Regions from separate parts of the Homo sapiens genome. Here region 2 is linked to region 1. Evidence: chromatin loops called from intact Hi-C (ENCODE). Cell type or tissue: sigmoid colon. All regions are shown on one strand. Each heading gives the region's core, and the rest is flanking DNA. Links, peaks and the distances in the headings are about the cores only. Region 1 overlaps TBL1X (transducin beta like 1 X-linked). Region 2 overlaps TBL1X (transducin beta like 1 X-linked).

What was found. A loop is a pair of places that touch in the nucleus more often than their neighbours do. Peaks named below come from ENCODE experiments on the same cell type or tissue, not always from the same donor. Only the 100,000 strongest peaks of a DNase experiment are listed, where the experiment ranks them.
Region 2: a loop joins it to region 1, with 2.2 times the contacts of the local background. A loop is called at or near these places in 1 of 110 quality-filtered maps.

Annotation. Positions count from the first base shown.
Region 1 is chrX:9,674,256-9,679,634 of GRCh38, reverse strand. All of the region lies in intron 5 of TBL1X (transducin beta like 1 X-linked), which reads right to left. Among named protein-coding and RNA genes, the nearest start is that of GPR143, 89 kb to the left of the region's middle. In sigmoid colon, for the core only: no CTCF peak of the experiment used is centred there; a DNase peak (open chromatin) is centred at 2,454; H3K27ac peaks cover 756 bases.
Region 2 is chrX:9,492,495-9,497,873 of GRCh38, reverse strand. All of the region lies in intron 1 of TBL1X (transducin beta like 1 X-linked), which reads right to left. Among named protein-coding and RNA genes, the nearest start is that of TBL1X, 30 kb to the right of the region's middle. In sigmoid colon, for the core only: no CTCF peak of the experiment used is centred there; a DNase peak (open chromatin) is centred at 2,843; H3K4me3 peaks cover 481 bases.

The DNA.
Region 1 (5,379 bases), core at 163-5,162:
CAGAATGTCAATGATAAACGAAGCACCAAGGACTGCCCCTGCGGCAGGTGCAGAAGTAGTTAAAGGGCAGGAGAACAAAGAGCTTGGTGGTACCTCGATGAAAGATCGTGTGAGGGTGATGGGTTAGTGTCCTTGGTGTCACCAGTAGGCTAGCCTAGAGACATTCCTGAAGACGCTAGGCTTGCCACCTACTTAGGAGGCGTATTCCTGATGAATCTCTTGACAGCAGGGCTTCTCAAGCACAGCATGGCTGACTTTTAGGCTGGCTCATTCCTTGCTGTGGGGGACACAGTCCCATGCATTGTACGATGTTGAGCAGCACCCCCGGCCTCTACCCACTAGATGCCAGTAGCACACTCCCATTGTAACAACCAAAAATGTTTCCAATATTGTCCCATCAACCCCACCATGGTTGGGGAATTGACACCCTGAAAGGCCACTACCCCCAGCTCTACTCTCCTTACATTTCTGCTTGGTTCTTGGTTGTTGCTATTGAAAAGCAAGCCACCCTCTGCATGCAATTGGTCATAGACCTTAGATAACATAACACACAGTAACAGAGCATAACCAGATGAGGTAAAATTATTCCCAGGGAGAAAAAAAAGAGTATAATCATGATAAACTGAAAGGCTTACACAAAGGATGACATTTTATAAAGGATGGTAGGATCTTCCATGTAAAGTCCTGTCCATTTGGAATAAAACGTGTAATAGTCTCACAAGAGAGGAAACAGTCTGTATAAGAATTTGTCTCATCTAACTAGGCAACATAAACATTTAAAACAAACCAAGTACATGTATTGCGTTTCTTGCAATTATGACACTGCTAAACCACACCCCTCACAAATGACTTCACAAACCATTTGAGTTATACAGTGTACTACTATGCTCAGCTAATGTTGGCCTGATTCATCAGCAAAATCTGCTAAGTTATCAATCACTGGCCTTTAGAAATACTGCTTATTTGGCAGAGAAAAGTAGAATTTAATACTCAGGCAGCTGTGGAGTTGGTTTTGCATCTTCAGCTAAAACAAATACCAAGGGTATCAATTTGTAACATTAAAACTGGAATTTTTATTAAGTATTTAACAGACTCACATACTTGTAATACTTACAGCTATCCAAAGCTGAGGGACACCATCTGCTATCTGTGCATTGCCTAGATCATGGGCTTGCAAACTGAGGCCCACAGACCAAGTCTGGCTCACTGCCAGTGTGTGTAAATAAAGTTTTATTGAGATACAACCACACCCATGAGTTGATGTGTTGTCTATGGCTATTTTCACACTACAATGGGAGAGTTGAGTAGGTGCAACAGAGACCACATGGCTCATAAAGCTGAGGATATTTACTATCTGCTCCTCTACAGGAAAAGTGTGCTGACCTGATTTTATATACAGTTGACTCTCCATATCCGATAGTTCTGCGTCCACCAAATCAACCAACCACAGATCAAAAATATCCAGAAAAAAACAACAAAAAACAATATGATGATAATAATACGAATAAAAAACCACTGCAATATAACAAACACACTTTACTTCAGCCTGGGAGACAAAGTGATACACCAGTCTTGAGAGCAAAGGAAAGAAACAGAAGAGAAGAAAGAAGGAAGGACCATATTGGATGCAATGACATAAGAATTTGGTACCATTTCTTAGGCTTATGGGGAGAACACATTTAACCAGGTGCTCCAAGGCCTGGATCTGCCCCCTAACAGTTTCCCCAGCTCCCTTTTCTGACCCATGGACAGGTGGAATTCAATGATCTACAAGGTCCCTTTCAATTCTAAAATCCTATGTAGAGAAAATAAATTACCTTACAGTGCCAACAAAACCTGAAGGGTTTTAATTTATGGAGGTGACTGAGTGACAACACAAAGAGGCTAATGCCATTGAAAGAATTTATTACTCAGTTCCCAAGGAAGGGAGTATGCTGGGGCGTGCCACACCATGCCACACAGGGCAACAAGAAACCTTATCACACACAGGGACCGAGAAGCTGAGAAAGAGAGAGGGAGGAACTAGGAGTGTACCTTTATGACTACAGTAGTCGGGGAGTAAAGGGGTGGGGATATCCCTTATTGGATAGGAAGTGAAAATACATGTCAGAATTTGTGGCTGGGAGTTTCATAATATGATTTTGGCACGCCTGCAAAAGCCACCTTATGAGAGGTAAACAACTTTGGTTGTTGGTCTAGCTCTATGATCAATGGATACCAAACAGCCACTGGTTAACACACTTGTCCAATCTAGTAGGCTAAAGAGAAGGGGTTTTACAATACAGTCATTATGAAACCAAAACGTATATGTAGCACTTCCTTTTGTTTCTGCAAATGCTGACAGTTTTCCAACCTCCTTATTCATAGCGGAGTCAGCACAGCTTCTCCTCAGTCAATATTTCCTGGATCATAAAGGTTTCTCCAGCAGGACTGCAGCTGCCTGGAAAGCTGCCCACTTTCCTCTCAGTGCTGGGACAAGGTGGTGGAGGTGGGGAGGGTGTGATAAAAATAAAGATGCGAGAGAGGCCAAGGATGAGGAAGTGGGAGCCGGGATGAAAAATCAAATGGTGAAGAAAACACAGACACACACGCACACTCTCACGGAGTTAGGAACAGTAAACAGAAAAGGCGAGGGAATTAGAAATCCTATCTTCATCTGTGGGGCGAATTCACTACCAGTTCCCTTCACTTCAACAATGATGGATTAGTCTCACCAGAGGATTACATTTTCTGCCCAAGAAGCAGTTCTTATCATATGTAAACTCCAATTACATCCATGGTAAAAAGAAAAAAAAATATGCTGGGGAGAATTCTTTTTGCCTTTGCAGTCTATATCACTGAACGTGTTCATATCAGCTTTCCATTTTAATGTGTTTATATGAAAAAAACCCTCAAGGCCCAGTCCTCAACTCCCATCCTAACCTCCAACAACATTTTGCTACAGAAAACAGAGTGCAGTGAGAACATTTTTATGCGCTGCAGACCTGTTTGAGATGACCCACCATAACATGGAATTTAGCGTAAAATGAAGCTGCCTCGGACGGCGTCCAAAAGAAATACCAGAAGGATCTCGTTAAAATACGGTTTTGCCATAACATCTGGCCTGGACCCCAAGGGTGGTGGCTGAATACAGCTCAGGCCGCTGACAAGCGCAGACCAGGCACCCTTGCCAAGACTATTTTCATATCCTCTAGATGTGGGGAGCATCCAGGAGGGAAAAGCATTACTCAGGCCATAAACTCATGTGGCTACTTCCTCCCAGGGCAATGGCGGGCTAGGACAACGAGACAACCTTGGACGGGCCTCGGCTAGGGTAGGGGGTGCTGCTTCCTGGAAATGCTCACAGAGAATTGTAGTGGAGGTGATGCCAGGAGAAGCCTCAGCTCCTGCTGCAAGTCAGCTACTAGGAAGAGCTAGGTGCAGAGACGCTCATGTCCTCCAGCCCTACAGTGTGGTCTCCAGCACCTTGGAACACTCATGAATTCTGGATTCAATATTTGGAAATTGGAAGACAGCATGAATGCTAAACCAGAGATTTACGACGGATAGCACCATTGCAAATCACACTCAAACAAAAGTCAAGATATGACTTTGGGAATATAAGAGAAAGCAATTTGGAAGATGGAGAAATTAACTCACATTGTTAAACAATCAACACAACTCCTGTTCTCACATTGGGGGATTTCTTCCAGTCCCTTTTCTCTATGTATCTTAATTACTTTCTTCTTTTTTTTTTTTTTTTTGAGACAGAGTTGCATTCTTGTCACCCAGGCTGGAGTGCAATGGCATGATCTCGGCTCACTGCAACCTCCGCCTCGCAGGTTCAAGCGATTCTCCTGCCTCAGCCTCTCGAATAGCTGGGATTACAGGCGCATGCCACCACGCCCAGGTAATTTTTGTATTTTTAGTAGAAATGGGGTTTCATTTCATGTTAGCCAGGCTGGTCTCGAACTCCTGACCTCAGGTGATCCACCTGCCTCGGCCTCCCAAAGTGCTGGGATTACTTGCTGGGCGTGAGCTACCGCGCCTGGCCTGTGCGTCTTAATTTCTATGTATAATCATCATGGTCACAGAATATTGTATCCCTGTTCTCTTTTACCTAGCACACTATAAGCATTTTCCCTGGTTGCTGGTTGGTTTTGACAGCCACCTCTGTGGTTACTAATTTTTCACCAAGCAGGCAGGTCATCCTTTACTCACACTACATCCAGTTTTATCTTTCAACAATGAATCAACGGCTTCTAACTGGACAGGTTCCCGTGTCTCAGCTGGTGTTAATGTGCCACTAACCCTACTTGCCAGCATCTTTTCCTCCTTCCTGCCATCATGTGTCCTAGGTCCGCATCACCAAGATGGCGCATTCTCCTCAAAAATGCTGGGGTTTGCTCTTTATTTTTCTTGAAGTGCTCTTCTTACTTTGCCTAAAAACTTCTGGTTCAAATCCAGCTCAGATAGCACTCTATGCCCTTTCTCAAGCTGCTGGAGAAAAGGTGACAACTGCTGCATTCAAGTACTCTCTTGTGGCCTCCACATTTCTGACGGTACTCAAAATAATTTTAAGTAGCGTGAGGGCAAATGTTTGAAATTTAATAGCTATTTAAATGTATGTTATGCGAACAATAGAACTAAATGAAACTCGTAAACTAACAGGTATTGGTATATCTAATAAAAAGCAACTGTTTCAATTTAAGAAAATACTCCAGGTGTATGCAAATATGGTGAAAATTCAGATAACGAGCAAAGAACTAAGATTGGCACTGGGTGTGGTGGCTTATGCCTGTAATCCCAGCACTTTGCAAGGTCGAGGTGGAAGGATCATTTGAAGCCAGGGGTTCAACACCAGACTGGGCAACAAAATGAGACCCCATCTTTACAAAAAATAAAAATAATTAGTTGAGTGTGGTGGCCCGTGCCTGCACTCACAGCTACTGGGGGGGGGGGGGGGGGGGGGGGGCTGAGGCGGGAGGATCATTTGTGCCCAGGAGGCTGAGGCTACGGTGAGCCATGATTGTGCCACTGCACTCCAGCCTGGCCAACAGAGAGAGACTCTGTCTTTAAAAAACAATAAATAGGTCAGGCGCAGTGACTCACACTTGTAATCCCAGCACTTTTTTGGAGGCGAAGGTGGGTGAATCGCTTGAGCCCAGGAGTTCGAGACTAGTCTGGGCAACATGGTGAAACACTGCCACTATAAAAACTACGAAAAATTAGCTGGGTGTGGTAGCACATTCCTGTGGTCCCAGCTACTTGGGGAGACTGAGGTGGGAGGACTGCTTGAGCCCAGGAGGCTGAGGCTGCAGTGAGGCAAGATCATGCCACTGCATTCCAGCCTGGGCAATGCAGTGAGACCCTGTCCCACACATGAAATATATATCGGGC
Region 2 (5,379 bases), core at 271-5,270, 180 kb after region 1:
GAGGGAGAGAGAGGGAGACAGAGAGAGAGAGAAAGAAAAGAAAAAAGAAAGAAACGAGAGGGAGGGAGGAAGAGACGGAGAGAGGGAGGGAGAGAGAGAGGGAGGGAGGGAGGGAGGGAGGGAGGGAGGGAGGAACACGCTAATCTCGATCTCCTGGACTCAAGCAATCCTCCTGTCTCAGCCTCCCAATGGAAGCCTTCTAAATGGAAGCACACTGTTTTGGGTATCCATAGATATGAAGAGAAAGTTTGAAATGCCCACCAACTATCTGTGATTAGCACCTACATTTGTGTTACTCGTGGCCAATGTAGCTTTCAAGTTTATGACACATAGCAACCCCTGAGCTTAACTACCTGGTTGCTAATGACACCACCGTATTTGTTATGTCAGGGTTCCTTTTGCTAATTGCTCTTGTGGGCTTCAGGCTTTCTCTGTGTAAGTCTTTTTTTTTTTTTTTTTTTTTTTGAGATGGAGTCTGGCTGTGTCTCCCAGGCTGGAGTGCAATCGCAGGATGGTGCCTGACTGCAACCTCCACCTCCTGGGTTCAGGTGATTTTCCTGCCTCAGCCTCCCTAGTAGCTGGGACTACAGGCACACAACACCACACCCAGCTAATTTTTGTATTTTTTGTAGAGACAAGGTTTCACCATGTTGCCCAGGCTGGTCTCAAACCCCTGGGCTCAAGTTAACCCCTCGCCTCGGCTTTCCAAAGTGTTAGGATTACAGGCGTGAGCCACTGTGCCAGGCCATGGATATCTTTAACGACAAGAACTGTGTGTGTTTGGTTTTAAGACCAAGTGGAGCCCTGATGGTTACATGTCCAACCAAAGGTTATTTAATATTCCCATCACTTCAGATGCTATAATCATAAGTGTGTCATCTGTCCTTGAAACATGTTTTCAACGATGGAATTTTTAAATACAGGACTTGAGTTTTCAGCACTCTCAAAAATCAGAAGGAAAAGGAAAGAGTTATCCAGAAAAAGCTCATTCTCATGGTCATGAGTTTAAACAACCTTAACTATAGACAGACAACCACCGTCCTCTCATAAACCCAACAATCCACTTCATCTCTTGGTTCCCTTTCCACCCTCATTCGGGCTAGGAACGTCTGATCCAATCAACCAGGTGAGAATCATCTCCATGATTCCTCATGCCACTGACTGGCTTCCATTATGGGTCTAATCATCTTCTGGATGAGAGATAGTGGATTTCTCTCAGCAAACAAAACACAGGCGTTCTCCTCATTTCAAACAGCATTATTGCACCTTTAAAAGATTCCATTGAATTGAACCCTAAGAGGCTGCCAGCATTTGACCACTTTTAATTTAAAAGAGCCAGTGTCATTTGGTTCAATCTAATGTGGGTGCAAAATAATTGATATGTACAACTGAAGTCAAAAGTTTGGTTTACAACTGTGTCAGCCCTGGGGGAGAGGGCAAGACTCTCATATCCTTTCCAGAAAGACAGAGTTGCAAATCCACGATGCTCCTTTGGAGATGCCTCCCCACTCCTAGCCCCCTATATTCACTGAGCAAGGCCCTCTGGCTGTAAGCAAGGGGCACTCTTTGCTCTAGGGTTCTCTGGCTTGTTGGCCAAAACCTTATCAGTTATGCATTGTGGTGTGGAGCTTTCCCTACTCAGTCCCCACCTCTCTTTCATCTCCTCAGGCCATGTCCCCAATTTAAACACTTGTACCCTGACTCCTCCTCACCGCACGCTTTCCAGAGGGCCAAACGGACACACTGGCTTTCATGGTGACTTCTTCAAAATCTCTCCCAAAATATCAATGTGTATTGTGTATACACACTATCAACACTACACTATGTATACACACACAGCCAAGCCTTGTTATTTACGGATTCCGTGTCTGTGAATTTGCCTATTGGCTAACATTTATTTGTAGCTCCAAAATCAGTACCTGCAGCGCTTTCATGGTCATTCTCAAACATGCAGCGTGTGGCTGTGTCACCAAATGCACATGTTCCCAGCTGAGGGTGAACAAGGCTCTCACTCCGTAAACAAGTGTCCTTTTCGCAGTCTATTCACAGTGCCAGTTTTTTGAAATGTTGTAGTTTCTGGGTGACTTTGCTGCTTAAAATGGCCCCCAGATGCTGCAGTGCTGTCTCATGTCCTGAAGCACAAGGCTGGGATGCGTCTTATGGGGAAAATACGTGCGTTAGATGAGGTTCGGCCAGGCGTGAGTCACAGTGCTGTTGGCGTGAGTGCAATGTAAAGGAACCAACAGAAACACACAATAGAAATACATACAACAAAGTTATGCACTGACTGCTTGACAACAACATTGTGACCAGAGGTTCGCAGAAGCCTCACTGTGTATTTTCCCTGGGGTGATGCTTTCTATAAAGTCTCAGCGACTTTACAGAACATAGCTCCAGTGAATAATGGGAATCAAGTGTATGCGTGTACAACATGAAGATGCAGCTATCCCAGGAATCTCTGTCGGACCTAAAAAAAAAGAAACCGAAACCCATCTTGCTGCATTTTCACATTCCGTAGACATCCCTGAATGACCTGTCATTATCCCCTCTCCCTTGTGCACCATTTCTCCTGCTCCTCCGCCCTCGACAATTCCTGCCTCTTCTCTACTAAATCAGGGCTACATACTTGTAGGATAGCTGCGCTCCATCACAGAGAAGACTCTCTGCCCATAGCCCTTTTATGCAGGTGAAATTTGATTAAAATGAACGTCGAGGGCAGCTGTGAACGGAAAAAGCCAGGGCCAAAGAGAAACTGCAGGCAATGAGGGACAGAGATGAACCTTTCCCTCTGTAGACTGATAGCTCTTGAGCCCATCCCACACACGAGGGCCCAACAGCCCCCTTCAATTCCTATGACTCAGCACCTCTCAGGAGCAGCTCTGGTGTTTGTCTCCATGTTTTATGTGGGAAATGGATGGAAAAAATGTTAGTATCCAAGGCGAGAAGCAAGCATTGGTTATGAAACAGCATGTCAACTCCTCCTTCCTGTTTTACAACTCCTCTAAGACCTGATGTGGAAACATTTCCAAGAAAGCAAATAAGCAAAAACAAAAACTCAAGACCGAAATTTCTCTTGTAATGTGAGTGATCCTAACAATGAACCAAATAGATTTTAACACGTCCACCTTCATGGAGAATTGTTCTAGCCCGAATTCTAAAAGGACCAAATGTATCAGGCAGGAAGGAATCCTTTAAAAAGAGATCAAAGCCTACTTAAGCAAATTCACGAAAGATGACCAATTTTCAATGAAGATCCTCAAGTTAAATATTTTTAAAATATTTTTTAAAAAAACTTTTTTTTTGAAGTTGAAGAAGTCTATGAGTTGATTTGCCAAGGACTTTAAAGGAAAACACCTGTCACCATGTTTAAAGGCAACACCTGTCACCATGGTTCAAGCTTATATATCTTCCAAAGAGAACTAAGATAATGAGATAAAGGTAATCGTTTTCCTTACTTCCATTTAGACTAAGTGTCTGAACTTGATTTTCTCTGATAGGGTCTAAGTCGGCCTTTAATTATGTCAGACGCACATGAGTAGATAACCAAGAAGTACCCTCAGACCCTATAAGACAACCCTAGAGTATGGAATATGCTGGAATGTTCTGGCAAATTCTCTTCTGGAATTTGGTTCCTCTCTTTCTTGGTTCCTGTTCAAGGCAGTTGAGTCACTCTAAGTTCCAGTCAACATAATAATTATACAAATCCGCTGTGGTGCCAAGTGAAGATCCCAAAGACAACGCTGTAGCCACTGGACCGCACCACATGCAGCTCTCAGCACTGGCAGTGGCGGTATGATCCCCCACAGCTCCATCAATTCAGATCAAGGGCTGTGAACAGTCTCGAAGATGAATCACAGTGTGGTGCTAAAACAACCTCAGAGAACATTTGTCTCAAGCTCTGAGATGACAGAAAAAGAGAGACAATTCCTATATTTTCCTGGGACCAGTGTCACGGGGTGGTTAGGGACAGCATCAGGACTAAATTCAACATTTCTGTTCCCACGAGAGGGTTCTTTCCAGGAAAAGAGACAGTATATCAAACAACAACAAAAATCTACAATTACGCAGGTTGTTTTTTGGTTTTTTTTGTTTTGTTTTGTTTTTGAGACAAGATCTCACTCCAGTTGCCCAGGCTGAAGTGCAGTGGCATGATCTCAGGATATCAGCTCACTGCAGCCTCGACTTCCCAGGTTCAGGTGATCCTCCCACCCCAGCCTCCCAAGTAGCTGGGACCAGGAACATACCACCACGCCTGGCTAATTTTCTGTATTTTTAGTAGAGATGGAATGTCACCATCTTGCCCAGGCTGGTCTCCAACTCACGGGTCCAAGCAATCCGCCCGCCTCAGCTTCCCAAAGTGCTTGGGTTATAGGCATGAGCCATCACGTCCAGCCTACATGGGTGTCCTTTGATTTAATCCAGGCAATCATAGATGAGTCCTGGAACTCAAATTGGGCTTACATAACCCCAATTTCCAAACAAGTGAATCAACAAATCCCCAAAAGTCTTCATTTCCTTTTATACATGCTGTACAAGTGGGCCGAGAGAACAGGTCCCCTGCAAGAAGTTAGACTTCCTGGAGGAGCCAGGCAGGAAAATCAGAATCCTCTCCCTCTTGATGAATGAGACAATCTTCCAAGGGACTTAGAGATTGCTTATGTGATAATACCAGTTCCTGTTCCCTAAGGCACAGCATAGCAAGTGGGAAAACATCACCTCCATTGAGCATAAAGAGTTCCTAGAAAGCATTCTGGCAAGTGGAATTGAGACTCTGCCCTATGGCACTGATAAGAAGCAGGTGGAGGGAAATAACCAGCGGAATATCTCTCTATCACACTCCCAGTCACATAGCAATGCACTACATTCATCACTGGCTCAGAAACCCAGCCAATGCCAAAATCGCATTGCTTGTCCTCAAAAGCATGTCTTCCAGCACATTCCCAAATGGTTTCATCCTTCCATTCCTTCCTCCCCTACACACACACACACACACACACACACACACACACACACACACACACACACACACACACACCCTCTAGCCCCAATCTCAACAATATTCCACTCCCTGCATCTGATACCATGCACCCTGTATCACCGTGCCATGAATCAATCAACAAAACGTCTTGGTACAGAGGCATACCGAACAGAAAGGGAAGTTTGATTCCTTCTTATGTTGCCTCTAGCTCAAGGCCTCTGGCACAAGTCACAAACACCGCAGACCTCCACAAAACGCTCACACCAGCTGAGGTAAGGGCTCCCTTTCCAAAAACGGACATTGGTTTTCTCACTACTAAAATGTGACTTTAAAGAGGCTGGCTCATTTTAATGTAAATATTCTTTAGACAAAACATGATTAGAAATTACCAAGACTGGTAG